Regions from separate parts of the Homo sapiens genome. Here region 1 is linked to region 2. A link is a loop called in an ENCODE intact Hi-C map of the cell type or tissue named here. Cell type or tissue: heart left ventricle. All regions are shown on one strand. Links, peaks and the distances in the headings refer to the core of each region. The heading gives the core; the rest is flanking DNA.

Region 1 (15,415 bases), core at 3,997-11,996, 110 kb after region 2:
GCCTGTCAGGGGTTGCGGGGCAAGGGGAGGGAGAGCATTAGGACAAATACCTAATGCATGAGGGGCTTAAAACCTAGATGATGGGTTGGTGGGTGCAGCAAACCACCACAGCACATGCGTAACTCTAACACACCTGCATGTTCTGCACATGTATCCCAGAACTTAAAGTTAAAAAAAAAATTCTTGTTCTGATTCAGAAGCTTGGTTTAGGCTTCTCTGATTCTTGGTTATCCTGGTCCTACTGATATTCCTCATGCAGCCCTCTCTTTCTGTCCCCTAGTGTCAAGGCTTGTGCTGAGGCCCTTGCCATTATTTGAAGAAAAGCCTATGACTTTTTAAGTACAGTTAGGCAAAGTTCACATAAAGCATTATCTTTTATTTTTTAATCCATGAAGTTTACTATCCATGCTTGCATGAAATAGACCATCAAGGATACTGTATGTTTTCAAATAAGTAGCCAGTTTCCAGTCTCTAAGAAAAAGTGCTAATTGGTATTCAGTGTGCTAAGGCAGCAGACCCCAATGTTTTTGACACCAGGGACCGGTTTCATAGAAGACAATTTTTCCATGGACTGGTGGCTGGGTGGGGATGGTTTTAGGATGATTCAAGTGCCTTATATTTATTGTACACGTTGTTTCTATTATTATTACATTGTAATATCTAATGAAATAATTATACAATTATTCATAATGTAGAATCAGTGGAAGACCTGAGCTTGTTTTCCTGCAACTAGATGGTCCCATCTGGAGGTGATGGAAGACAGTGACAGATCATCAGGCATCAGATTCTCATAAGGAGTGTGCAACCTAGATCCCACATACGCGCAGTTCAAAATAGGATTCATGCTGTTATGGGAATCTAATGCTGCCGCTGATCTGACAGGAGGCAGAGCTCAAGCAGTAATGCAAGTGATGGGGAGCAGCTGTAAATAGAGATGAAGCTTCACTCTTGCCTACAGCTCACCCCCTGCTGTGCAGCTCCGTTCCTAACAGGCCATGGACCAATACTGGCTCTTCCCCAGATTTGATGATTTTTCAGCATCTCAGTATTCCCTGATTATTTTTCACATCCATACCCTCTTATGGGTCCTTCTTGTCCTGCACTGACCAACCTGGAGTGTGACCATCTGGCGTCAGGGCCTGTTTTTTTAAATAAGATTCTTTTCCTACATCCCCCTCTCCTTCTTTCCCTCCCTTCCTTTCTTCTTTCTTTCTTTCTGATTCAAAAAGTTTTCTGTTTGGTTGTTTTTTTGTTTTATTTTCACAAAAATAAGACACTGCAGATTAAATTATAGTCTTCTTTGTTCATCAAGTTTGTACCATTCTACTTTCTTTCCAGATAAACAAGCTCCATAGTGACTTTGGAACATACTCTTCTAGTGATGTGAGTGTGTGTTCAAGCATGATATTCATTTCTGTCATTTTTAAATGGACATTGATATTATCACACTTTATGTATGTATGTATTAGTCTATCGTTTCCTTTTTTATTCACTATTTTATTTTTATTTATTTAATTTAATTTTATTTTTTATTCACTATTGTGTTTTCCAGGTTCATCTGTGTGGATGAATATATTCGTCAAGGACTGCATTGTTATTTTGTGAATTCTAATTGCCATATTTTTTAGTTGCCCATCTATTTTCTGCCTTCTGGGCTATTTTTCTTTTTTGGAAAAATACATTTTATTTCCATTATATCAGTGGTTATCACTAAAATTTAACACAGATGTTTAAAAAAATATCTAAACCAGAACCTTAATCCCCCCTCCTGAACCTTAGAATATTTGAACTCCAAGATCCCCCTCTCCATCTTTCAGGTGATTGTTGTCTAGTATTTCACATGTACCTTCTAAAGCAGTTATTATCACAGAGAATTATTAGTATTTATAGTCAGTATTTACTCTGAATTTTTAATAAATTTGTAATTTTTTGGCTAAATGTTTTCTCTTTACATGTTTTTCAATATTCTTCTCCTTCATATGTAGGAAGAATTTTCAGTAAATATCTGTGAGTAGTAAACCCTTTCAATATTTTAACATTCCAGAATATCTTTACTTTGTCTTTATTGCTGGAGTAATATTTAGTTGCTTATACAATTTTAGGTTGACCTTTTTCCTCAGCATTTGAAAATGTTATTTTATCATTCTGATAACTGCTACTGTTTTAGATAACTGCTACTGTTTGAAATTGTAATTGTAATTTCATGGAGGGTGATCTCTGTTTTGCTCTGTAGCAGCCTCTTAGATTTTGTCTTTGTCTTTCTTGTTTTGTAGTCTCACTCCTAAGTATTCATCCTGCTTAAGGTGCTACTTTTATAAGACTCCTGTCTTTTTTCAAATCTGGAAAAAATTCAGCAATTTTCTCTTCAAATATTGCTTTTCCCAATTCTCCGCATTCTCCCCTTGTGAAAATCTTACAGGATATATGTTGGATCTTTTTATTTTGATCCTCTGTGTCTCTTCACTTTGCTTTCTTTTCTCCTCTGTGCTCCAGTTTGGTCGTTGTACTTATCCACTTGTATTAGTCTACAGGGTTATTTTCATATCAAAATACTACAGACTGGGTGGTTTAAACAACAGAAATTTATTTCTCAAAGTTCTGTTAGCTCAAAGTCCAAAATCAAGGTGTGGGCATGTTTTGTTGTGAAACTGCCTTCACAAAATTATGACAGTAAGAGAAATTTGATATAGCTGACTCCATTTTGTTTCTGACCTCCAAGTTCTCCTTGGTCATTCCTGAACTTATGCCAAGCTTCATCTGGGAGAAATGTAGTTTATAGTTTAACCCTAAAAGAAAGATAATAGCCCTTCCCAAAACTAAATTAGTTTTGTAAAACTAAATTTAGTAAAAAATCAAATTTACTAAATTTCGTAAAACTAAAGTTATGAGATTTGTAACTTCCCTGATTACTCCTGTAGATAACATCATTATTGTAGAACCTAAAATTGGCCTTTTGAGATTTTTTTTCAGACTTTTGCATTTCTGATGACTGATGGCTCCACTGGCCCCATGACTCATGACTCAACTGGTCCTGTGGCCCCCACCCAGAGGCAGACTCAGATTGGAGGACTGTTTTCCACACTCCTATGATTTCATCCCCAGCCAGTCAACATTCCCCATTCCCTAACCCCCTTGTCAACCAACTGTCTTTGAAAAACCCTAATCTCCAAGTCTTTGGAGAGACTGATTTGAGTAATAACTTCATCTCCTGCATGAAATGGCAGCCTCGTATCAATTAAACTTTTCTTTTAGTACACTACCATGATCTCAGTGAACTGGTTTTGTCGGTGCAGTGGGCAGAAAGAATCTATCAGGCTATTATAGTTTCTTATGAGGCCTCTTTCCCTGGTGTGCAGATGGCCACCTTCTTGCTGTGCCCTCTGTGCGCATGGACACACGGCCTTTCCTTTGTGTGAACACATCCCTAGTGTCTCTTTGTGTGTCCAAATTTTCTTTTCTTTTAAGGGCACCAGTTACACCGCACAAGGGTCCACGCTTCTTTAAGGACCCTGTCTCTAAATACAGTCACATTCTAAACTACTGGGGGTTAGGGCTTCAATTCACCCTTTAACACTATTAATTCACTACTTCTCACTGTCCCTAAATCTATTTTTCTATTCTTTGAGTTATTAAATTTCAGTGACCATAGATTCAATTTCAAGAATATCTTTTGTTCTTGCAAAGATTTGTTCTTTCCCTCCCCCAACATCTTGAATATCTTTTTGCATTTCTTTCTTTCTTTAAACATTTTAGACGTGTTTATTTTAAATCCTCTTTGAGGTGGTCTTGTTATCTTCAGTTCCTGGGAAGGCACATCTTCCAATGAAGTCTCTTTTCCTCTCTTCTTTTGTTTACTTATGTCACTATTACAATTTTTATTACTATTATTTTTTACTATGAGCTCCTTGTCATTGGATTGTCTTCTGTGGGGATCTCCTGGGTGTTGGTTACGACTTTAATCTTCAGAGTAGTTTTATGTTTGCCCACGTTGGGAGCACACTGGGCTTCCACAGTGTCAGACCGCTTTTCTATTACATTCTTAACTTGGTGTTCCTCCACCATGCAAATATCAAGAATTCAGACTTCACACATGTGCATGGTACAAGAGGAGGGCTCAGATTTCTCATGAGTGGCTCTTTTCCCCCATATTTCTTAGGGGAAAACAACTGGAGTTTCCTTTGTGACTTGTCTCCAGGCACTCAAGCTAGAACCAGAACTCCCTCCCGATCAGCCTTCTTTCCCTATGTGTTAGGTCCAATAGAAGGATCACCCCTTGGCTTCAGCATTCACTCACTATGGTGACTTGGAGTTTTCTCTTCATTTTTTGGTTTTAAGCTGAACTGTTTTAAATACTTCTTTGTTATATTCAGCATGTCTATGTTTTAGAGGTTAAAGAGGGGTTTTTTTCCCCCTTCCCTGCTAATGCTTAGTCAATTTTATTGACCCCAAAGACCTGAAGCACTGGATCATTGTCAGTGTCATCCGTAATGATGTTTGCTTCATTTAATATAAAATGCAAAAATTCTGCCACTGGCTATAGATGAGTGACATAGGACTATTCCTTCTATTTAATCGGCTCTGCTGCTGCCTCTCCTGTGAATTGTGTCTACATTCACCTTGGTTGGAGAGCCTTCCTCCTTATGTTTCTTTTGGTAGGAGAATGATTTTCCTTTTTAATCTATGCTAGGGTGGATCCACCACTGGGCCAGAGCACAAATATGGGCTATTTTCCCTACTCATCTTCCTTCTGGCGGAAATTCAGAATTTTTAACCCATAATCCTTTCACATCCAGTGTTGGGTGGATTATACTTTGACCCACATTATCTCATATGACCCTCTTAAAATCCAGTGTAGCTATTATTATCTTAATTTTATAGATAGAGAAATTGGTGTGCAGGGGATAATTACTTATCCAAGATTAGTAACTAATGAAACTGATGATGACACCCTTTCCTCCATGGAGGAGGAACTTCACAAGGAAACGTGGCCCAAATGGAGTTTACTGATTCATTTCCTCATGAGTGACATGAGTAGAACCTCAGGGCTCCTCTCAGCCTAAGAACCTGTATTTGTAAGCTCACCAAGAAAACCTCTGCAGGACCATGCCCTTTACTGTGCATATCTGAAACAACATCAAAATTCCTTGGAGGTGATTATGATAATAGATACAAGAATAATTCTGAGAAATGCATTCATTTGCTCTCTGAAAAGCTGTGTGTTGTAGTTTTAACCTTCTTGGAATTATTGTCTGAAATTTCTGGGACATAATTTTTGGCACCAATTGCTACAGAATCAGAACAAATGGCTTTGTAGACTCAATATGTTTACATGATAATGTGTTAATTTGATAATTTTATATCATGGAATATTGCTTATTTTCATCTTCAGAAATGCAATTGGTATACTGATGTAAAATTCATAAAATTCAGAAGATTGCTTTGGCTCTGGTCTTCGTAATAGAAGTTTTGTGATGCCTTAAAAAAATGTATTAATGTTTTGCCTTGAGGCCCTTGGCTTTCTTTATCATCTCTGTCTCTTCTACCCCTGCAATAAGTGATTCCCTAAAAGCATCCCTATGTTTTGTGCTATCTTGTTTTGTCCTGTAGAATTAATAAAAAAGGAGCTGTTGGCAGCTTTTGTGGGCAACTCCTCATGTCTTTTTGGGGTCCCCAGGTGCCTGATGAAGCCACCCCTGTGTCTTTTGCTTCGTTACCTTCTACATGAAAAAGGGAATTAAAAGTCATTTCCACCTGCCCTGCATTTGCCTTGTGGCTTCAAGAATATGAAAACTAATCAAAAGTGGAAATTGCAGCTTTTTATAACATCTCGCAGCAGGGGCCTTTTCTTTAAAAAGGCAGAAAAAAGAAAATGGAACAGAAGAATTGACAGTTAAACTCATAGGGCCCCAAAACCTTCAAAGTTTCATCTCTAGGGTCTTCTGAAAAGAAAAAGCCTGTGCTCTGGAGGTTTTTACCTCCAGGACTTAATGTACGAAGATGCTTTTGACACTTCAAAGGGGTTTGATGTTTCACAGTTATGGGCAGATTTCCTCAAAGTTGCATTTTGCCTGATATGCTGTTCAATGTTGTTCTTCACATGGGCGATTTCAGCAAGAGCTACATTCTAACCTCTCTTAGATCTTGAAAATCACTCATCCTGCTATTCTAGGAAATCTAATCTATCAACAGCTGAAAACTTCACCTAAACACCACGGACTGGGTGAAGAAAGGAAACAGATGATGATTTTTAATTACTGCCTTGAGTCAGGTGCCCAGAAACGTCTCCCCACTCACTGTCCTGCAAATGGTTTTTAGGGTGTAAGGAGAGCTATGCATATTTTGGTTAGTAAGAGTAAATCTGTGTGTGTGTGTATGTGTGTGTGTGTGTGTGTGTGTGTGTGTGTGTGTGTGTTTTGATGTACTCCCTGATTCCTTCTGTGAGCTTCAATTTCATTTTGTCAGCTCCAGGATATCTGTTCTCAAGAAAGGAAATTTGAGACACCTGAATTTTGCTGTGTTTATTGCTGTTAATCTTTAGTGCCTCTCCCCTCCAAGTATTTACTGAAAACATTGTGTAACTTATTTGGAAGAATGTCGATACCTGTATAACATTGCTCAGAGAACTTTTAAAAATCCACCAGAGAAAACATCTGACACACAAAAAATATCTTAAGTCTCATTCACACACACACAAACACACACACATACGCACACACACAAATTCCTTGAAAGAAACTCAGAAAACCACGGAAAAAGAAATAAGATTTTGGATGTTGCTGGAGACAAACTGCATCAGAGAGATTAATTTTAAAAGCATTTTATGGTTTTCACACAGCTTAGCATGGAAGAAGTGACCAGGTCAAGAATGGTCTTCATTTTTAGTAAATTAGGCAGGATGCTCTGAAGCAGTGGCTTGCTCTGATTCTCTAATTGTCTTTCTAAGCATTGGTTTTATGAAATCTTACTGCCCATCCTGCTGACAGCATAGCACACAGGGCAGAATTCAAGCTCAGTGTGGATGTGTCCAGCTTCAGGTCAGTGAATCAGTGGCAGGGTCACATCCTGAGTTTACAACCTTTAAATTATGGTCTCCCTGCTCTACAGCCAGGGAGCTCGGTTTTGCTATTTCAGGATACAAGCTATTGATTTGTGAGGCAATACTTCAACAATTAATCAAGAAATAATTATTCATGGAGCATCTTTAATTTGTTGTATATTCCCTGGGACTGATTGGGAGTACCCTTTATCTGTCCTTGCATAGCTGATGCTAATCTGGTTGGGGAGAAGCTTTGTTTAATATGTATTAGACACTAAGCAATGAGCAAGCTATGCCAGTCAATACTATCAATGTAATTAATGTTGTTAATATGCAACTTTTTTTGGGGCTCACATGAGAGTAAGATCTATGAGGGCAGAAACTATATAGGAAGGCTTCCATCAGAAAGGCGATTAAATGAGCCACAGGGAAAAGGAGATGCATTATTGGCTGGAGTGGGGTGGTAGAACATAGAATAGAATAGCCTACTTAGGAAAAATCATATCTGAATAGAAGTGTAGGTTCATCCTATACCTCCACCCTCATGTTCCTGCATAAATCGCCACATAGTCTAAGCTTCAGCTAGGAGCTTAGACCACTTTTGACCATTTATTATTATCTTTATTCATTTTTATTCATGTTTTCATTCAATGAAATGAATATTTATGGAATGCCTGCCTAGTGTTAATACTTTACCAGTCACTGAGGGCTCAAGGGTGAGTAAGTGGCCATGGTTGCATGCTGGTTATGAGCATGGATTTTGGAGTCAAATAGACTTGACTAAGGGCTGTCTCTGATAACTACCAGCTGAACAAATTATTTAAATTCTCAAAGCATCATTTTTGTCATTAGCAAATAAGAATACCTCACAAGGTTGTTTATAACTAGAATTTTGCCTGGCCTTCCTCCTTATCAGTTTTTCTCTATAGAATAATTGCTTCCTCTTTCCTGAAGTTTTGGGATGTTTCCGAAAGTGGAAGCTGTTTGATATGTGTCCTCCAGAGGGCAGTCCCCTGCAGATACTCTCCCAGATTCTCAGGACTTTCCTGACTTCTAGCCATCCTATAGACCGGTGTTGAGCTCTTCCTTTGATTCTGTGAATTATTACACATCTGTGTGTATGATATGATCATGGTCCTGTGCTTTAGAAACATCTCTCTGATGTGGAAGAAATGAAGCCGGGTATTTTGCCCAATTAGAGCTGCCTAGACTAGCTATAATCTCTCTAATAGTGATATCCATATGCAGACAGAGACAGATTGAGTAGTCAAAAATGCTTTAGCTAAACCAATAACTCACTCAGCATTTATAGGTTGAAATTAATTATAGGAGAAATTGGTTCCTGTCTTTTTATAACTTAAGTGGAAAAATATAATCTTCTATAACAAATGTTATAGCGTAAGTGGTTGGACTATTCAACCCTATAACTCAGCAGTTATATACCTTGGAAGGTCTATTTTTTATCACCTTAAATACTAGTAAACACAGACGCTTTATAAAGTGATAACCAGGAGAAGATGCTGTACATTTGTAATCTTTAGAACTCAGCCCCACTTGGCTGGCTGCCAACAATGCTTCCAACTTATTGTGTTTTCATGGCCACAGGAATGTAAACATTCCATAACCTCTTCTTCCTTGTCATTCCTAGAAGAGCAATTTGAAGGCAGTATTAATAATGCTTCACGTATATATCCCCACAGGGTTACTTTCTCTTTCTTTGCAAGTCCTCATGCTAAATACTGTCATAACTCACTAATCTATAACCAAGGTCAGTAAAGATTTAAAGAGGATCCTCTTTGATTCTACATTGGACATTCTATAGAGAATCAACTGAAAACAAGATTGGAGACATTCTGGAGATGACAGTCATCTGAATATGAATAATGGAAATGGGAATGTGTTAAGAAGTACTTACATGATGGACTCAATGAAACTTGGTGACTTATTGGGGGAAAGCATTGAGGGAAAATTAGGAAAGAATGAGACCAGGGATAACACCTAGGTTTCTATCTTAGGTAACTCTGGATGATGGTGACATTATATGAATCGGAGCACAGGTGGGGGAACGTATTGGGGGGTAAGATGATGCAATTCTGTGTGGGCATGCTGCATTTGAGGGCTTGTTAACTGTGTAGTGTATCGAATATTCTGGTTTCTTCCTCCTGGATCCCCTCTCTGCCTGATGAATGCAGGAGTGACCATGTGGACCTTCCAGGCACAAGGCTTAAGAGCCAGATGTTTTCCATACAATCTCGGTCTCAGACGAAAAACAACGTAGAGTCTCAACTGATTTGAGATGAGTATGTAGTGTAAGCAAGGCATAAACCTATTTTTTACCATAAGCTGCTGGAATTTGGGATCATTTATTTCCTCAGCTCAATGTAGCTGATATTTACTGTCACAACATCTAAGTTACGTCTGTGGAAAAGGCACCAACTCTCAGAAGAGACATCAGGACTGAAGACACAGATTTGGAAATCTTCCTTGTTTAGATGGTAGCCATACTTACTACAGGGGGTGCTATTTTCTAGAGAGATTACAGATAGATTAATAAGAGAAGGGAGTCTATATCAGTGAAGGTCAAACCAAGCCAGAAATAAAGAAACCACATTGGGTATTTAAAACAAAGATAATTTAATACAAGGAATTTTGTGCATAAGTAATGAAAGAGCTGAAAAGCTAAACTATGACACAGAGATACCATCCGGAGATTAGCAATAGCAGCAAGTCACCACCACCCCTGGCCAGAAGGACAAAGAGAGGAGGGGGTATGACCAGAGACCCGAGTTCAAGGTCTTTGGCAGAAGGTGGGACCACAGCAGGCCTGTTACTGAGAACTGGAGCCACAGAGTAACACAGCTACTGCTGGAGACACCAGAGGAGACAGACACGGGGGGAGTTAGCCTCCCTGTGATATAGAGAATCACTTACATTTTAGACTTGATCTTCCCTGCTACAATTATGTAGCAGTAATCTGATTCCCCCTTGGAAACTAACCTCATTCACCTGAGCCAGTAAAGCAACCTCCTGTCTGTCTATTGGTTCAAGAACGTGAGGAGCTCAAATAGCCAAGTGACAGTCTCATTTCCAGCTTACTGGGATCCTTGTTGTGTCACTTGGTAGAAACACTCCTTCCTTGGCTTCAGGGAGAGGAAGCAAAAATTCTACAAGTGTGCTATGAAGTATAAACAGCACCCATGCCCAGTTCCACCACGTGGACCCAGAATGCATGCATTGTTGCTATGGGAGAAATAGCATCATATGTTGATGATTCATTCAAAGCATACACTGAGGCCATAACTGAATCTTCAGTGGATCTGAGTTGACATTAATTTAATCCTTAGGGACATAAAATGTCACAGTAATGTTTGAGTGTCAAAAACACCTAGGGTTAGGCAGCAGTTCTGCCACTTACTAACTCAGGCACTTCACTTAACTCTTCTGAAACTTATTTTACTTTTGCATTAAATAAAAAAATTTAAAATGCCAACAGGATATTACTTGGGCCAATACATGAATGTTGAAAACACCCAAGAAAATGACAAATCATGAGGAGGAGAGAAAGACTTTATCAACAACAGCAGGTGGAGAAAAGTTTAGACAAAGAACATGAGCCTCAGAGGTGCAGGAACTTTACCTTTGTGACTTTGTTAATGTCACTTTGTTTATTTCTTCTGCTGGATGTTTTAGCTGTCATGTAGAATCCTGCTCATCTTTCAAAGATCAGCTCAAATGCCACTTCCTCCATGAAGCTTTGCTTAATGGGAGTTATCATCAACAGCAGCTCATAAAATATTTACTGAGGTCTTGCTATGAGTAGGGGTCTGTGCTAAAATATAATGAGGTCGAGATGTCAAGTCAAGTGAAAGAAACCAGTCTGAAAAAGCTGCATACTGTGTGATTCCAACTATAGGACATTCTGGAAAAAGCAAAACTATAGAGACTAAAAATACCAGTGGTTTCCAAGGATTTGGGAAAAGAGAGGCAGGATTGAAATGGTAAAACAGAGGGTGTATTTAGGGCAGTGAAACAATTCTATATGATACTATAATGGGGGATACCTGACATTATACATTGATCAAAACCCACAGAACTGTATGACACAAAGAGTGAACCCCCATAAACAACTGGCCTTAGTTAATAATAATGTATCAATATTGGTTCATCAATTGTGACAAATGTACCACACTAATGCAAGATGTTAAGAATAGGAGAAAGTGTTGGGCTGGGGGAAAGGGGTATATGGCAGCTCTCTGTACTTCCTGGTAAATTTTCTTGTAAACCTGAAACTGCTCTGAAAAAATCAGGTCTATCAATTTAAAAATGATATAATGGAGTCTTCTGTCTATTGCTTTAAAATTGTAAATCTTTCTGGAGAAGAAGGTGTCCACAAAATAATTTCCATGAGAGTGTATGCTATATGAGCGTGAACGCATAGATGGTAATGACAAAAATGTTCAGATAAGTATTCTCTAAGGACTGAGGCAAGGCATTGATGGGAGGGGAGAGCTTGGGTAAGAAGAAAAGAATTACAAGGGCGTTCTGAACCAGGCAGGCCATCTGATTAAAAGTGGAGAAAATGGTAATAGTCATGCTTTCCTCAGGGATACATTCTGAGAAATGACTCGTTAGTAGATTTCATCATTATGTGAACATCATAGAATGTCTTCACACAAGCGTAGATGGAATAACCTACTACACACCTGGGCTATATGGCACAGCCTGTTGCACCTAGGCTACAAACCTGCACAGCCGGTTACTGCACTGAATTCTGTAGGCAACTGTAACACAATGGTAAGTATTTGTGCATCTAAACATATCACATAGAAAAGGTACAGTAAAAATATGGTATTATAAGATTATGTGACCACTGTTATATATGTAGTCCATCATTGACTAAAATATTATTATGTGGCACATGACTGTATGTGCGAAGCCTCCTGCTAACTGTAGAGGAACTTTTAAGTGTTTTTTTGAGACAGAGTTTCGCTCTTGTTGCCCAGGCTGGAATGCAATAGCACCATTTTGGATCACTGCAATGTCTGCCTCCTGGGTTCAAGCGATTCTCCTGGCTTTTTTTTTTTTTTTTTTTTTGAGATGAAGTCTCAGTCTGTCACCCCCGCTGGGGTGCAGTGGTGCAATCTCGGCTCACTGCAACCTCCACCTCCCGTGGTCAAGTGATTCTCCTGCCTCAGCCTCCTGAGTAGCTGAGATTACAGGTACACGCCACCAAGCCCAGTTAATTTTTGTATTTTTAGTAGAGATGGGGTTTCACCATGTTGGTCAGGCTGGTCTCGAACTCCTGATCTCAGGTGATCTGCCCACCTTGGCCTCCGAAAGTGCTAGGATTACAGGTGTGAGCCACAGTCCCCAACCTATAATTACAATTTTTAACTCTCTAACCTTGAGAGAGGAGGAGAGGAGAATGACTATCAAATTTGTTTACAAATTGCAGGTAATAACCTTGTATTTGTTATTTCTAACTTATTTGCAAGTATGACTTAGCTTTTAGTTACCACACTTTGTCTCCCTGAGAAGCTTAAAGAGTTAGGAAAGCCCCCAACCCTGTTGTAACATCCTAAGTGAAATAAGGCAGTAAGGGGCAGGGCCCTGCTTCTGAAGTCAGGAGTGTTAGCTGCATGGAGGGCTGGGTGGGAACTGCGAAAACAGAGCCCTGGCCAAGGGTGGGACTACAAGGTGCACACCCTGCATCATTTAGAGAATGTTTAAGGCCATACCTCACATTGGTTTTTCCTGTAATAAGCTATTTGGTTAAGGCCCAGAATCACCCAAAGCCAGGTCTCAGAAGGTTCATTCATATTTCATTCATCACTGTATGTCTTCATTTGCAAGGACTGCCATAACAAAATACCACAGACTGGAGGGCTTCAGCAACAGAAATTTATTTTCTCACAGTTCTAGAGGCTAAAAGTCTAAGATCAAAGTGTTGGCAGGGTTAATTTCTTCTGAGGTCTCTCTCTTTGGCTTGTAGATAGCTGTCTTTCCCCTGTGTCTTCTCTCCATGTGTGTGTCCATATGCTAATCTCCTCTTCTTATAAGGACACCTGTCATATTTGATTAGGGCCCACCCTAATGGCCTCATTTTAACTTAATTACCTCCTATCTCCTATACAGTCACAATCTTTAGTACCAGGGGCTAGGACTTCAACATATGAATTTTGAGGAAACATAATTCAGCTTGTAGCAATCACCATCCATGTTTCTCCTGAGATAGGCACTAATCACCTCTCCTGGGATCAGGGGTAGAAGATTAGGAGATTTATTAGTCATTGCTGTTACTTAACAACAGCAACAAAAATAATATTAGTTAACTTATGTTGAACATTTACTGTTGGCCAGGCACTAGGATAAGGGCAATTAGCGAACTGATGATGTTTGACTCAAGAGCCCATTACAGGCCACGTACAGTGGCTCACGCCGGTAATACCAGCACTCTGGGAGGCCGAGGCAGGTGGATCACTTGAGGTCAGGAGTTGGACACCAGCCTGGACAATATGGCGAAACCCCATCTCTACTAAAAAATAGAAAAATTAATCAGGCATGGTGGTGCGTTCCTGTAATCCCAGCTATTCGGGAGGCTGAGGCAGGAGAATCACTTGACTATGGGAGGCAGAGGTTGCAGTGAGCTGAGATCGCACCACTGCACTCCAGCGGGGGTGACGGACTGAAACTTCGTCTCAAAAAAAAAGCCCATTACAACCTTCTTTGTCCACTTCACCAACAAATCAACCTTTCTGTTTTTTAAAGGATTAGAATTAAGCTCATTGTTGGGAGACAATTATCCATCCACGTGTCTCTTGTGTTTCTGCATACGTCCTACAAGCAGAGGTGCTGACTGCCTTTTTTTCTGAACTATATTTTCAGAGATGTTTATTATGGACAACTGCCATGAAAGATAGACAAAATGTTTTCCTCAGGAGTAAACAGCTAGCATGATTACTGCTTATTATAAAAGATATGTGTTCCTGAACTCAGGGTTCCTCTTCTCTAATGCAGCCTACTGTATATGCTGATTTTCCCTGGCCTTCCATGTATTGCCCTATGATTGGGGCTCTAGAAACAGTTGCAAGAAAATGCTTATACTTTGGCTGCTGCTATTGCTGTTAGTAAGAAAGTCGTTTGTCTCTGACCCAGAAGTCTCATGTCTTCTGCAGCATCCATGAAACTATAGCAGTTTAACTTGTTAGTTTGCAAGTAGGGCAAAATGTAAGACCCTTCATGGTTCTTGGTACCCATTTAATCTGTCCATGTGAGTAGATTAGGGATAAGCAGGGTAAATTCTTTCCTCTGAATGGTTGAAATGATCAGTCCAGTTGACGGAACAGAGGATTCCTGTCCGCATATGAAGGAAATAAGGCTAGATCAAGGGAGACGTGAGCCAGATGTAGAGAAGCTGGATTCCCTGCTGAAAGGTTGGATAGATGTGATAATTAATAGGGAGATGTGGAATGATGCAGAGGAGGGTGAGGGTGCACAGGATAATGAGACAGGAAGATAAACAGCTGTATTATTTAAGGTGGATTGGAGAGGGAAAAGTTCAAAGTACAGGAAGAATGGTTAGAAGAGATTTGTCTTGGCACAAGGCGATAAGCAATTGAACTAGAAAGATGAAAAGAAAAGAAATGGAGGCAAAAGAATTAATGTTTATAGAGTTCCTGAGTTCATACTCTGACCAGGAAGCTAAGATAGATGGTTGTTTGATTGACTAGAAGTGGGGGTTGCCCTGTTATAAGCAATGTAGGGGGGACTGAGGCAGTGGGTGCTCAGGCAGGAGAGGCTGGCAGGAGTAGGGTGTGGTACAGGCTGCATATAACTTTCTGCCCTCTTGTGGGAACCTAAAGCGATTGAAATCTCTCACTGTGAAATCATGGAGAGAAGAAAATCCTAAGTGGCCTAGATGGTAGACTGAGGCAACCCAGGGAGAGTAGACATGCAACTATCAAACGTGCTATGAGGTACTATCAGTGCTGCAACCCAGGAGGTCTTACAGTTCTCATAGAATTATACACTCTCTCCTTTCATTCCACCTTTTATTTAGTTTAGTCCAAGGCTGCTCAGGTCCTCTCCAGGTAATTCTGTTCATAGCACAGCTCTTTTGCCTATCAGTTGGTCCTAATCCCTATAGATAAATGTTATATATCCATTGCCCTTTGCATTGGGGTTCAGATCAGAGCTTGCGTCCCTGTGGGATCAATGGACACTGATTCTATAGTATTTTGGAGAACACCTCTATTGGAATCCACAGAGAATTAGAGAGAAGAGGATCTGGAGAGCCAGATAGGGAGAAAAGGTTTGAGGATGACACCAAACTTTCTCATGTGTCTGACAAGATTGTGTTAGTGGCAGAAATATGGAATT
Region 2 (15,415 bases), core at 5,003-13,002:
CATCCCACTCTTTTCCAGAATCCCATTTCCTCACTCTTCAGCAACATTGGACTGTTGCACAAATCTACACACCTTTTCAGTGCTTTCCCCGTACATGCTCTTGTGGGTGTTATTCCTCTCTGGAAAGTTCCTACGCTTTGATCCTTTCTAAGACTTATTAAATGTCAACTCCTTTACAAGGATTCTCCTGATCCTTTTACTTGAATGTTTTTTCTTCCTCCTCTGGACACCTGTAGCATTTTAAACTTATGATGAAGTTCAACCTGTTTCATTATATATTAGGATTAACTTTCTCTAATCTGTCCCCACTTCCAATAGACTAACTTCATGAAGACATGGATTTTTATTTTCACTTTCTTTATATCCTCACCTGTACCAAGCACAACCCTTGCACAGAATGTGCATCATAAATACCACTTAGGTGAAGCGGAATCATTTGCTGAATGATGTTGAATGGATGCTGTAAAAATGGCTCCCTTCCTGTGGGTACTTCCTTGCTGAAAGTGAGATCAGAGTTCCATACGGCATGGCGCTCTGGGGGCTGAACTAGAAGCGCAGGGGGTGTGGACTGGTGCTAAAGTGTCAGGGTACGGCGTTAAGGGCATTCACAAGCTACGATCCCAGGGTGAAGCCAGAGTTGAGAATGAAACAGATAGTCCAAAGGAAATGTCAACTGAAGAGGCAGCAACCGACAGTTCAACAAGGCACAGTAAGCGGGTTGGGCTGAGGAATGGCTAGGAGGTATGGTTGATGGGTCTCCTCAGAGAGGCCAGGGTTAAAAGATTGGAACCTGGTTGATGAAGAACTATTAAGTGGAGTAAGCTCTTTAAGACACTTTGCTCCTTTACTGTTTCATCCAGAGATGTTTCAAACCATTGTTTGCCATTGTCTTAGTTCAGCTATCATCAACATAGCTTGATAAAAATTCTTACTAGTTAGTCTGGTAGGTCATTTTAACCACCTAGTCGGAGTTCATTTTTCTTAACCTTTCCTTGAACAGGAAGCCTTCAAAGTGTTCATCCAGTGCTGCGTTGTTATCTGTAACCTGCTACAATCTTGAAAATGAGGTGAGGTGAATGGATTTCTCTAACTCTGGTCCAACCGAGTGGCTGGGACAAACCACAGATGACTTGTCACCTCAGTGACAGCCAGTGGAACTTAGCCAGCCTCCTAGAATTTGAGGACCAAGTTGTGTCTCTTTGAACTTTGATTTTCTTCTGGGTTCTAGATCTATTGGTAATGGTGAGATGTGGTGAAAAGAGTTCTAAAACTAGTCTAAGTCCCACTTTTTTCACTGAAAAACTTTGTGGCTTAAGGGTAGATACCTTGCTTTTATTTTTTATTTTATTTTATTTTATTTATTATTATTATTATTATTATTATTATTATTATTATTATTATTATTTTGAGATGGAGTCTTCACTCTGTCGCCCAGGCTGGAGTACAGTCGTGTGACCTCGGCTCACTGCAACCTCTGCCTCCTGGGTTCAAGCGATTCTCCTGTCTCGGCCTCCTTAATAGTTCAGATTACAGGTGTCTGCCATCACACCTGGCTAATTTCTGTGTGTTTAGTAGAGATGGGGTTTTGCCATGTTGGCCAGACTGGTCTTGAACTCCTGACCTCAGGTGATCCACCCAGCTCAGCCTCCCAGTGTTGGGATTACAGGAGTAAATCACCTCGCCTGGCCACCTTGCTTTTACAATGGGATAATAATCCCAAGTAGCCCTATTTGTAAAATCTTGAAGGTCGTGACCTGGACACAATAGGTTCTTGAGACTGTTTTCTTCAGTTAGTTTAGTGAATTACTATTCCTTGAGCACTTGTATGCAAGGGGCTCAACAGGACAGTCCCTCTAAGTACCTACCCTCTATGCTTTGGCTTGCTTGTCCCATGGACCAATTTGCCTTGAGGAATCCACAGTTCTAGCAAAGCCTCTGCAGTCTAGAAAAAATATTGAAAGTGAAATCATTGATATCTATCTCATTACTTTATATATTTCTGTAAAATGAAGATGATTAAAAAAAAAACTACCTTGACAAAGCTGTGTCAAAGATGAAATGTGACTTGGAAGGGATTTGTGGACTGTGAAAGCCTTGAGAAATGTAAATGATCATTTTTGCCATTTGTTGTCATTTGTTCTGCAGTCGCAGGAGTGCCTCTTCCTGCTGCCCTGGTCTGAGCAAGACCAGAAAAGGAGCTGGGAAGGGCTGGTGGCTTTTCATGCCATGCCTGCCCTCTAGTGGCTGTGATCCACAGCCGCTTACCGAACGGGTGGCCCAGAGAGGAACAGAGAAGTCCGTCAAGTTGGGAGAGAAATGTTCAGCGGGGCAATCAACATTGTCCTCAGCCTTCTTCTATGTGGGAGACAGTGCCCACACCCCTTTACCTGTCTACAGTGCCTGATGTAGTGGAGGCACAAAGCTTTGGAGGTCAATAGGCCTGACCCTGTCATTTACCACTGTCCTGAGGCAATTTACCTAATCTCCTGTAGGCATAATGGGAACAATTGAAAGTTGTTGTGAAGATTAAATAAGCTAATTTATGTAAAATAGTCCTCCCAGTATCTGGCACATTTTAAGCATTTTTAAAAAGGCTTTTCATTCCCTTCAAACTTTATTTATATTTTGGGGTTCATATTGGCAGGCTACTTGGGGCTGGGAGTATATGTTTAATCCTTATTTAGATCATCTTAGATGTGTTTCCAAGAAGCAGAATGTTCCCTCTCTAACCCTTTCAAAGGGAAAACAGCTGCCCTGGAACTGATAAGTTCTACAATTACAGGGTTTGATAAATCTGCTCATCTAACTCTGTTCTCATTTTTCTTTTCTGATATGTGGGTCTACTTGCTGCTTTAACTGGGCACTGCATCCTGCCCAGCAGGGTTTTTCAGTGGAGCATCTCTCTCATGAGCCGCTGAGGTCAAGAACTGTCTTATCATCTAGCATATGCCCAGGTCAGGTCTTCAGGAGCTGAGTGTGAGCAGCTTTCACGGGACAGCCATTTCCTCCACTTTCCCTCTGCCCTCCATCCAACACCAAAGGGCTGAGGCAAATCAGGTCACTCTCTGTGCTTTGCTGGGAAGGGGCATCTTCAAGGCAGGAGACATCATTTGCTGTTTCCAAGGTGGATATTTTCATATTCTCAGAAATTTTCAGGCATTTGAAGGGATGGGTCTTTAAATCACACAGATGTAACACATTGAATGACTTCAGGCCTGATGTGTGGGAGAAACATCAAGGGGCCTGGTGTGACAGGAGAACAGGGAGCAGGGGAAGATCTGGGGTTGAAGAGGGAATCAGGCCTTGGAAAGACGCTGCCTTTTTCTCAGAGTGAGATGAGCAGCAGGGTCTGAGTGGAAGAGGGAGTGGAAGGTTTAGTAAGATCATCTGGTTTCTCTGTTAAGATGAGGCTGTAAGGAGCAGGTGTAGACGCAGGGAGAACAGGTAGGAATTCTTGCAGCTCTCCAAGCAGATGCCCATGGCATGGGCAGGTTCAGAAGTGGTGAGGGGATGAGCTCCTGGTTATCACATGACAACAAGGCCTGAAGATTTGCCAATAGATTGTCTCTGGAGTGTGAGAGAAGGAGGGGAGGTGAGGATGAGTCCAAGCATGTTGGCCTGAGCAACTAGAGGGATGAAGCTGCCATTATGAAGACAAGAAGACTGTGGGAGGAGCTGGGGAAGATATTCAGGAGTTGGCTTTTGGACATGTCAACTTTGAGATGCCTAGTAGACATCCATGAGGAGGGCAGTTCGATGTTTGGTTACACAGCCTGCAGGTCAGGAGAAAAGTTCAGACCCAATGTAAGAGTCTTCAGCATAGAGATACTTAAAGCCAAGACATTCAATGAGATCACCAAGGTGTGAGTATTGATAGAGAAGAGGTCCAAGCAGTAAGCTCTGAGGCACTCCAATGCTGAGAGGTCATGGTGGTGAAGAAGAGTCATGGAAGAATACTACAGAGGAATAGGCAATAAGCCAGGAGTCAAACTAGGGAGCCGAGGAAAGAACATACCACGGAAACAGGCAGTAATCAACTGTGTCAGACGGTGTTGATGGGGCAAGTAAGATGAGGACATAGAACTATTTCATTTAGCAACATAAAGGTCATTATTGAGTTTGATTAAGAACTTTTGATATAGTGCCCCATATCCAGATTATAAAACCAATATTATAGCTTGTTAATTTGTTTACATTTCTTTCTATCACACTGATAAGTTAATTTCTTAGACACAGGCAATATGATGTCTCACGCATTTCTGTGTCCTGGCATGCTCAATGAATATTTGTGAAATGAATGTGTAAATACACAAAAGGGAGTATCTTAGATATTGGCCTAGGATGCCTGTGTGGGGCTGCAATCACCCCAGGACTACTGAGCCAGAAACAGACCTCTACTAAAGATTGTGCTTGAATCACCCAGGGATATAGGTGACCATTTGTCCTATTCTTAATGACAGTATCATTCCATAAGTCTCATTTTTTGCATATCATCATCATCCTCATCCTCATCCTCATCATCATCATCATCATCATCATACAATAACCAGATTCTAGCAATTCTTCCCTCATGGTTCATTTTAGAGTAATTCTTCTGCCTTTACTTACCAACTTCTTATACACCCCAACATTATAAACTCTCTAATACCATTTGCTATTGCTCAAGACTAATTGTCTTCATGCACAAACTTTCAAAGACCTATATATTATACTTATTATTCTTTTTGTGGCTTTAAAGGGTGCCTATCATTTAATCATTGAACTGGAGATATTTATTGAGTGAGGTGTGTGCCAGCTAGATGTTACTCTTTGGAGATACATGGTGAGCAAGTTAGACACAGTGACTGCCCTCAGGGAGCTTGCAGTCTAATGGATTTATGTGGCAGAGACATTAAACAAATAACTACAATAAAGTGATAAATGGCATGAGAGGGAAAGTGGCCTCTTCATCCATGTTTTCCAGGGTTCTGTCCTAGGTCCTCCTTTCCTCACTCTCTATGTGCTCCAGGGTGATTTCTTTCACTGTCTTGGATTCCATTAATGACTCTCAAGTAGACATCTCCAGCTCAAATCTTTCTAAACACATCCAACCAATGTCTCTTGGGTCTCTTCTCTTAGGCATCTCAGAATCACTCTCACCAACAGTGTGTCAAAAACAGAAGCAATCATTCCCTGCCCTCCAACACACACCCACACCCACACCCAGGCTCTTCTGTGTTCTAAGCCACCATCATCTGCAGCATCACTGGGCCAGCTGCCCACCCCAACACCAGAGCTCTAGCTTGGGCTTCCTGGTTGACCTCATCCTATTGTTAACAACCTGTCTCTAGTTTTATTACTTGTTTCTCCTAAGCATATCTCAAATCCCACAGTTCCCCTTTTTCCTGCTGAAATTACCATTAAATTGCAACTGCTAAATTTTATTGGACCTTTATTATGTATCAGGCCCTGTAATAAATTCTTTAAATGTGTTTCCTCATACAACCCTCCAATACAATTGGGTAAGATCCGGTGAGTGCTAGCATTATTCCCACTTTTACAGATAAGGAGGCTGCGGTATAGAAAAGTTAAGTACTTTGGAGAGGATCACACAGCTGGTAGGTGAAGGAGCTTTGCACTATGAACCTGTGCCATTACCGTAGAGCCCTTAGTTCAGGCAGCTGTCATCTCTCATCTGGATTTCTCCAATGGCCTCCAGCCATGCCCTTTTCTAAGCTTCACTTCACACCAGAGTAAAATTATGTTCCTACTTAAAGTTCTTTAGTTGCTCCCCTCTACCCTTAGGATAAATCCCATAGGCCGTAATGCAGCTGTTGACATTGTTCCCCATGAACTGACCTCTGGTTACTTTTTAGGGCCTTCTCATTTCCTCCCTCCCCAACCCACCACACAGCCATAAAACACTTTATTTAAACAAAAAAGCATTATTTATTCCAAAGGAAACATTTCATTTTATGAAAAATAATTTTTCTTGTTTAATATTCATCTCCCTCTAATCTCCTTCCTAAATACACTTCCCCCCACTTATACTATTATGAAGTTTTTATTTTTAATTTTTTCCCCAAAGTTTTAGATCTGTTTTATTTTGAACTAATTTAGACCTACAAAAAAGTTGTAAAAATAGTACAGTTCCTTTATATTCTTCAACCAGCTTCCCCTAATGGGAACATCTTGTAAAACCATAGTACAATAATTAAAAACAAGACATTAATACTGGTATAATATTATTAAAGACCTTATTGTAATTTGATCCTTTTTTCACTAATAGCCTTCATTTTTTTTAGAAAAAGATAAAAATAGGACTGTGTTGTAGTGACTTGAATTTTTTTTTTTTTTTTTTTTTTGAGAGGAGTCTCACTCTGTAGCCCAGGCTGGAGTGCAGTGGCACAATCTCAGCTCACTGCAACCTCTGCCTCCTGGGTTCAAGCAATTCTCCTGCCTCAGCCTCCCTAGTAGCTGGGATTACAGGCACCTGCCACCATGCCCGGCTTATTTTTATATTTTTAGTAGAGGTGGGGTTTCACCATGTTGGCCAGGCTGGTCTTGACCTCCTGACCTCAGGTGATCCACCCACCTCAGCCTCTGAAAGTGCTGGGATTACAGGCATGAGCCACCTGACTTGCTTTTTTATTGCTACATAATAATTGTAAGTATTCATGGGGCACATGTGGTATTTTGGTATAAACATATAACATATAATGATCAAATCAGGGTAATTGAGATGTCCATCACTTCAAACATGAATCATTTCTTTATGCTGAGAACATTTCAAATCTTCTCTTCTAGCTATTTAAAAATATACAGTAAACTGTTGATAACTATAGTCTCCCTACTGTGCTATCAAACATTAGGATTTGTTTCTTCTAACTGTATTTTTGCACCCATTAACCAACCTCTTTTCATTCCTCCCCATTACCCTTCCCAGCCTTTGGTAAACGTTACTCTATTCTCTACCTCCATGAGATCAACTTTTTTTTTTTTAGCTCTCACATCTGGGTGAGAATATGGAATATTTATCTTTCTGTAACTGGCTTTTTTAACTTAACGTATTGTTTTCTAGGCTCGTCCATGTTGCTGAAAATGACAGGATATCATTCTTTTTATGGCCAAATAGTATTCCATTGTGTATATATACAACACTCTCTTTTTCTATTCATCCATTGATAGACATTTAAATCGATTCTGTATCTTGGCTATTGTGAATAGTGCTGCAGTAAGCATGGAAGTGCAGATAGCTCTTTGATAAACTAATTTCCTTTCTTTTGGTCTATATCCAGCAGTGGGATTCTAGGTCATATGGTAGTTCTATTTTTAGTTTTTTGAGGACCCTCTATACTGTTTTCCATGATGGCTCTACTAATTTATGTTCCCATCAACAGTGTGCAAAGGTTCCCTTTTCTCCATATCCTCGCCAACAGTTGATATCCTTTATCTTTTTGATAATAGCCATCCTAACAGGTGTGAGGTGATATCTCATTGTGGTTTTAATTTTCATTTCTCTGATAATTAGTGATGCTGAGCATTTTCTCATATACCTGTTGACTATTTGTATGTCTTCTTTTGAGAAATGTCTATTCAGGTCCTTGCTCATTTTATAATCAAGTTATTTATTTTCTTGCTGTTGATGTATTTGAGTTTCTTGTATATTTTGGATATTAACCCCTTATCAAACATACGACTGGCAATATATAGGACATCTCTTCACTCTATTACTTGTTTTCTTTGCTGCGTGGAAGCTTTATAGTTTGAGGTAATCCTGTTGTCTATTTTCACTTTTGTTGCCTGTGCTTTTGGGGTCATATCCAAAAAATTATTGCCCAGAAAAAGCTCATGTTGTTTTCCTCTTATGTTTTCTTCTTGTAGTTTTATAGTTTCAGGTCTTGGTCTTAAATTCCAGTCATTAATCCACCTTTTTTTTGTTGGTTTGTTTTTTGTTTTTTGTGGATTTTTTTTGAGACAGAGTCTCGCTCTGTTGCCCAGGCTAGAGTGCACGGGTGCGATCTTGGCTCACTGCAACCTCCGCCTCCCAGGTTCAAGCGATTCTCCTGCCTCGATCTCCCAAGTAGCTGGGATTACAGGCATGTGCCACCACGCCCGGCTAATTTTTTGTAGTAGAGATGGGGTTTCACTGTGTTAGCTAGGCTGGTCTCGATCTCCTGACCTCGTGATCCACCTGCCTTGGCGTCCCAAAGTGCTGAGATTACAGGCATGAGCCACCGCCTCCAGGCCATTAATCCATCTTGAGTTGATTTTTGTATATGGTGTGAAATGATGGCCCATTTTCATTCTTCTGCATGTGGATATCCAGTTTTTCCAACTCCATTTATTGAAGAGATTCTCCCCATTGTGTGTTCTTGGTGCCTTTGTTGAAAATCAATTGACTGTAAATGCTTGGGTTTATTTCCAGCTAAAGCACTTTCTTTGGTTTAGCTCTGAGTCATCTCCATTTTCCTCTGTTTAGGAAGTCTTCTTTTCACTGTGACTGACCCTCCTCCTTCACTTTTCCCACATTTTCTGGAAATATAATATTTTATCAGTTACGTTTCAGTTCAGAAGTTTTTTTCCTGTAGGAAGCCTCCCTGATTCCCCAAGTCTGGATGAGAAGGTGTGAGAGGCAGAGTACTGGCTCCCCAAAATGTCCATGTCATTAATGCCCTGTACCTGTGGATATATGACCTTGTGTGGCCACAGGACGTCGCAGATGCTATTAAGTTAAGAATACTGAGATGAGGAAATAATCTTAGGTGATGGAGATGAGCAGTGTGATCACAAGGATCCCAATAAGAGGGAGTCAAGAGAGTCAGAATCAGAGGCGATGTGACTGTGGATGCTCCAGAAGCCGGAAAAGGCAAGAAAACATATTCTTCCATAGAGTGTCCACAGGAACACGGCTCTGCGCACTCCTTGATTTAGCCTTGTAAAACCCATTTTGGACTTCTAAACTCCAGAACTATAAAATAATCCATTTGTGTTGTTTTAAGCCACTCAATTTGTAGCAATCTGTTGCAGTAGCAACAGGAAACTCATACAGATGGCTTTCCCTGTGCTTCCATACCTTCCACACTCTATGTCTTCACACTGCAGATTCTATTTCAATGGCTCTATTACCTGCTCATCTCCTAAGTAGCCCATAAGATCTGTAAGAGAATGCACTGAATCAATCTTATGCAACTGATATTCTCAAGTACAAACATTGCTCTTGGAACATACCTGGTGCGAAATTAATATTTTTTGGATGAATGCTTGTCAAACGTGTGGAAATGCTATAATGGGTTTTCCAGGTCTCTCAGGGAATAATTATGAGGAGAAGGTAAGTGTGGTGTTTCTTTGTAGGCTTACCTCAATCTTAAGTATATATACTATATAGAAGGAGCAAAAGTTACTGCTTTTTCTTCATGGGATCATTCTTAGCTTGGTTTGCTTGGCTTTGCATGCCTGGAAATTGACACTTTAATAAAGTGCTTTCTTGTGTTTGCAATCCTGCAGGCACAAGATCCCTTGTTATGAAGAGCTTAAAATAACCTTTCTCAATTACTAGCCTCTCCTGCCTGAAACCTCAGGTTAGTGATGTCAAACAACTTACGATCGGCAGGTGACATACTGTCATTTGGGAGAGTTCTTAAAACTAGATATTCCCAAGCTAAGGCCTGGACCTCTAGCATCAGAATCTCCAGGAGAGGGATCTAGTTCTGCAGGTGATTCTGATGCAGATCCAAATTTGGGAACCCCTGAGACTCAACCCTACAGGAACGTGAAGTGCAGCTGTCACTTTGGCCACTAGATGGCAGGCTTTACTCTCCACCCTGTGGTTCCAGCACAGAAAACTTGTTACAACACCCCACCCACCCCACCCCAAGGGAAATTTAGTATGCTTTGGGCCAAGTGCTAGAATAGATATTTTCGTATGCTTTATCCCGTTGAGCTTCGCAAACACATTGAAAGTTAGGCATCATTATCCCCAATTTACAGATGAAGAAACTGAGGCCTGTGGGATAACACAGAAAGATCATATGCTTTCCATTTAACCATGCTGCCTTAATCTGTTTGGCTTAGACAATTAACTGTCTTGCCTGTAGGAGTTCAGTGAATATTTGTTTAACACATTAACAGATAAACTTAAGCCTGAGAGCAGCACCAGGTGATATCTCTAATTTTCTTCCAAAGCAACTTTATTACAATAATTTATCTTTATTTCAGTTTTCATAAAAGGGCAAGGAGAAATAAACACGAGTTAAATGCATTGCCTTTTAAATTTCTTGGATGGTCTTTGAAGACGAATATGCAGAAGTCTAGTGGTGGGCATGCTGAAAAGATAATCATATTCAGGATATCCAGTGTGGCCACCGATACAACGTGGTCTTATGACACTAGAGGGAATGAGGCTCCTTGAGAGGTGTGGCTCAAAAATTGTGTACCTCCAAGCCAGGATGCTGGTCGGCATGTGGTGTGTGTGTATCTCTCATGTGTGGGGGAGGCCTGTGTGGTGTGTGAGTGTGAAAGGATGGGGGCCAGGGAAAGATGGAAGAGAGAGAGGACATTTGACCTTTCAGTCCTTGTTTCAGTGAGAACATCCAAATGTTATCCTTTTATGTATTGGTACCCCATATGAGATTCTTTTTGGAAAAATGGTTTCCGTGGCCATTAAGAGGCAGAAACTGTTGACCTACGTCATTGTCCAGACTGATAAGCAATTGTATTATTTTGTGCAGAATTTTAATCTGCATTAGCAACATACATAGGCTCAACAAAACACTTTGAATGTATTCTTAAGATGTTTCAGTTAAGGTAAAAATGTTTAAGGTTTGTAGGAAAAAAAGAAAATGAGACACAAAAACAATTACCATGAAAGTCCAAAAATGGTATAAATAAGAAAGGTTCAGACAGAAGTACTTTTAAAATCTACTCTGCTTTATTTCTTCTGTTAAAAGCCAATACGATCTATTAACACGAATGATGAAACTAAAAACGAGAAATCCCTCCTTTTTAGCAACTCTGTCCTGAATGAGGGACAGGATTATGTGACAAAGGACCTCATGAAGGTCTGTGAAATGCCCTGTATAATCCAGATCATTGCAACGGGAAAGTGACTTGGTGGGCCTATACGTGGGTTGCTGAACATTGCCTCAACCTCCCTCCTGCCACCCTGCCAAGATTTTACAGGGACTTAGGAAGGAGACGTCATAAACAGTGGGATCAGCTCAGTAAGCTTGTGTGATTAATACTATGTTTCCCTTTTTCAGTTGCTTAGCATCAAAAAGGAAAAAAATAAGGATTACAAAAAATCAATATCAAGCATAACATAGGATTGGAAACACAGCAATGGTTGGAACAAATTAGAAACACATTTTCATCATCTGACTCCAATAACAAAAGGAAACACCCTTTCCTTCTTTGGGAGCTGTAGCTCTCTGGAGTTTTCAGAAGTCCAAAGGGGGAGACAATGTGGTCTCCAGGTGAGGCTGTAACTGGATCCTGCCAAGTCTCTAATGGTCCCTCTGACACCCTTTCCCCTTAAACTACACCCATCTTGTCTCTTCCCAGGACTCTGTGTCTTTCAGGGGCAGAAGGGGATGGTAGCATTATTCTGGAGATTTTGAACATCTGACAAACCTCCCCTGGTAACTTTTTAGCTGCCTTCCTGGCCCTTAGGGTGAAAGGGGGCAAAATCAAGACCCTTATATTTTGGAGCGATTTTTAAAAACTTCACCAAACAGTTTTGTTAAAATAGATATTTATTTTTCAGCTTTCTTTTGTTCTCCAGTGTTTACATGCTAAGTGTACACGCTCGCATATTCTTGCATATTTCACAATATTCTTTAAAAAAGCTGTTCGGTTTCTTGTGACAGGAATTCAGACCTGGCTTCTGAGCTGTGGCACAGCAGAGGAAAGGCAGCCAGCACGGGATCTGAAACAGCCCGAGGGGCCTTCCCTCATTAGCCCTTTTGATACCCAGTGAAGAGTCACTCTGTCTTTACAACATCTTATTTTCTTTTTACTTGTAGCGCTGAACTCTGGAGGTAATGAGATATCATTGTCACACTCTCTCTCTCCCCCCTATTTAAATGTGCATTCTGTGAAGGTGGGAAGCTTAAACAGTGCCTGGTATATAATAATTGATCAACAAATATTTGTTGAAAAATGGGAAGATACTTATTTAGATAGTGAAGGGCGTGTGGGGGGTGGGCAGGATTGCTGCTCTGGGTGCAGTCTGGACAGCTAAGTATTAACCAGCTCAGCGAAGGGTCAGCAGGGACAGCCTTTTATACCCTGCCCTCTTGGTACCCTAGTTCTTGTCTGGTATTGAGAAAGAATCAGGTTACAAGAAATAATTGAAGGGTGGTGAATGTGGAGGACTTTATTGAGTGGTGGAAGTGGCTCTCAGCAGAAAGGGGAACTGGAAAGCGGGTGGAGTGGGAAGACAATCTTCCCCTGGAGTCCAGCCATCCCTAGCTGAACTCCTCTCCGACCACAGTCTCCGACATCCAGCTGTTTCTTCTCCTCTTGATGTTCAGACACTTCTCTCTTCTGTGTGTATGACTGCTGAGTCTGGGGTCTGGGGTTCTCATGGGTACAGAATAGGGGACGGGATGGGCCAAAAGGCAACATTTGGCCAGGAAAACAGGGATAGTTCTCACTTTGGGCCACGGGTCTAGGTTTAAGGGTGGAGCCCTCGTCAGGAACTCTGCCCTCTTCTACCCGGTATTTCCCTGCCTCCTGGCCTTATCAATGTTACCTCCCGGACTTATCAATGTCACGTCTTCCTCAAGTTCCTAGTGTCGCCCAGTCCAAGTCAATGACTCAGTAGATTAATCAGCAACCTTTTCTCTCAAATTGTCAAAAGCTGTTCAGAGTTATTGAAGACGCTCAATTTGCTGCAGTTAGGGATGCAGAAATTTGATGAATAAAAAAATTATCAGATTTTAACTTAAGACCCTAATTGTTAGATCTTTATTTTCTTTAAGGCTTTTGGAAAAGGAAATAAAAAAATTTTAAGTACTTATAGACGGCATGAAGAGGAGATGCAAAGATTTAGGTCTTTGAGAAAGAAGTGGATTTTTTAAGTGTTAAAAAATCATCATTTTTAGTCTAAAGGCACTGAGTGCAAGGATAATTAAGCAAGTAAAAGTCTCACTTTTTGAACTCAGAAAGTGATAGTTCATTGACTTCATGGATTTTCAACTTAGCAAAATTGCCTTTTAAAAAATAACTAATGCTGTCTTTCTCCTGAGAAAAGCTTTTTTTTTTCCACCTCAGTTTTTTCATAAGCCCAAAAGTATTTTTGCATTTAGGCAGGCCTTTCTATGTGGATTTTGGTGTGAATGTAGATAGTTCTTAAGTTTCTTTCTATGCCCAAATTACTGCTCAGTTATTTCTTTCATACAAACATGTTTTGAGTTGAACCACTAATTTTTACTTATAATATCTAATTTAGCTAAAGTAACTTCACAGACCCCTTAAAACTTGCTCTATAAAAGTGGGAATACTGAAAATCACTAAGTCACCATGGGGCAAAGGGCATAGAATATGCTAGAAGTGACTCTTGCCGGGTTGTAATTTTGGCTGGCCCTGACTTGCATTGCATGTCAATTGCAGGAGTTTGTTACCTACCTTGGAGGGTTTCGATGGGGAAGATCCCTGCAAGCTGCAGGAAGTTCTTTGGACCAATGATTAACCAACCGCCCTGGCACCTTCCTGGCAATGTTGTATTCTTGCCAAGAGGTGGGGAGCTTCCAGGGACCACTGGGGGACACAGAAGAAAACCTGGGAAAATTGAAGCAGAACCCCTGAGATGTGGCTGACCAGATATATGCCCTGGCATCCTGGCTCACGGGATGGGAAAAAAAATAACCTGTGCGTGTCTACTAATTGTTTCAGATCTGAAGAAAAAACTATGATAGATGCCTTTATATACTTTCTGAAAAAGAAATTCCTCAGTATATCACTTACATATCTACAACACTGTTGGGAATGTTCATAATTATAATCATAGCCACAGAGAGACTGTAGATGTTTAAATTCTGTTCCTGGTCAATCTGAGTGTTCTGGAAGGAAAGGAGATTATTTCTGAATGCATGTATTTCTGCATTTCATATCTAGATATTAATTCATGCTGTGATCAATCAAACCCTCTCTGGTTCTTATTAATACCTTATATTTATTTGGGGGCTTTTTCCTCGAGGAGGTATTGTTATAGTAAGTAGCTAGTCTGGCATGAGCAAGACAGGAGAGGGCTCTCCCACCCTGCCCCAGGAATGTCAGGCGACATCAGGTGATGGTCTGGCTGTTGTTAATTGTCTCTCTAAAATAATAATTTGTCACAGTCAGTGCCAGGGAAAGGCAGTTTTCCTATGATAGAAAAAAACCTGAAACTAGTGATCAGCAGTTTCCTGATAAGATCTCAGGAGTTGGGCAGTGGGCTCCAGCATGTGCATTAAGAGGTAAAATGACGGAGTTTAACTGGTCTATGATGTTCCATTGACATTTGACTGGTACGGGAAGAATGCCTCAAGTGAGCATGTGTACAACTCCGTAAACACACTGCACTTGCTCACCTCCCAACTGCCAGTAGGTCACTGCTCGTCAAACAGCCCACAGCCAAGGGAAGAATTAGGGAAGAAGGAATGCAAGACAGCAGAGGAGGTCTTTTGATCACAAGTCAAAGGTCAAACCACACACTTGTCCTTCAAGTTGACTGCTTGGCCCTCTTACAAGTATACTTTCTTTCCTTTTTTTTTCCTGCTTGAAAGCTTTTAATACACTTTCACACCTGCTCTAAAACTTGCCTCGGTCTTTTCCTCTGCCTTATGCCTCTCGGTCGAATTCTTTCTTCTGAGGAGACAAGAATTGAGACTGCTGCAAACCCATATGGATTTACTGCTGCTAACAGTATAATTATTTTATTTGAAATGTTCACACCCTTTCATCATATTACAGAAAACAGACAAGCAATATCCATATAGCTCTCCTCCCATCACCCACTTTAGTCCCATCTTCCAAAATAAGCAAATGATAGCCTTAAGTGGACATTATCATCAGTAAGAAAGGAAGTGGAGGGAAACATGTTTACGTAATGGGACAAGCACTGGACAACAGCTAGGGAAAATGATATGACGCCTTACTGCTGCTAGCCAGCAGTGTGATGTTGGAGGAAGGTACATTTGGGGGTCATAATTTCCTTACCTACAAAATAAGAAAGGTAGGATGTGTATGACCTCTTCAAGCTCAAATTCCAGGATTGGAGTTTAGAGAGCAGCAGAAAATGGCTGAGACCCTTTTTGGGGACAGTCTCCCCTCATACTGGGGATTCTCTTATTTTTCTTCTCAGGGAAACAATAAGCATATTGTGGATTGTAATAAAGAACATTCAGCAGATCGTCATTTTGTCATCACTGTGAATACAGCTTCTGAAAGGAAA

The links. Peaks named below come from ENCODE experiments on the same cell type or tissue, not always from the same donor. Only the 100,000 strongest peaks of a DNase experiment are listed, where the experiment ranks them.
Region 1: it touches region 2 in a loop (2.6-fold over the local background); 5 of 110 quality-filtered maps call a loop at or near these places.

What each region holds. Positions count from the first base shown.
Region 1 is chr13:31,530,218-31,545,632 of GRCh38, forward strand. No RefSeq gene overlaps it. Among named protein-coding and RNA genes, the nearest start is that of RXFP2, 200 kb to the right of the region's middle. In heart left ventricle, for the core only: a CTCF peak has its summit at 8,025 (motif pointing right); no DNase peak of the experiment used is centred there; H3K27me3 peaks cover 281 bases.
Region 2 is chr13:31,422,085-31,437,499 of GRCh38, forward strand. All of the region lies in intron 1 of LOC105370150 (a long non-coding RNA gene), which reads left to right. Among named protein-coding and RNA genes, the nearest start is that of B3GLCT, 230 kb to the left of the region's middle. RefSeq lists a silencer at 2,126-2,245. In heart left ventricle, for the core only: a CTCF peak has its summit at 9,770 (motif pointing right); a DNase peak (open chromatin) is centred at 9,774.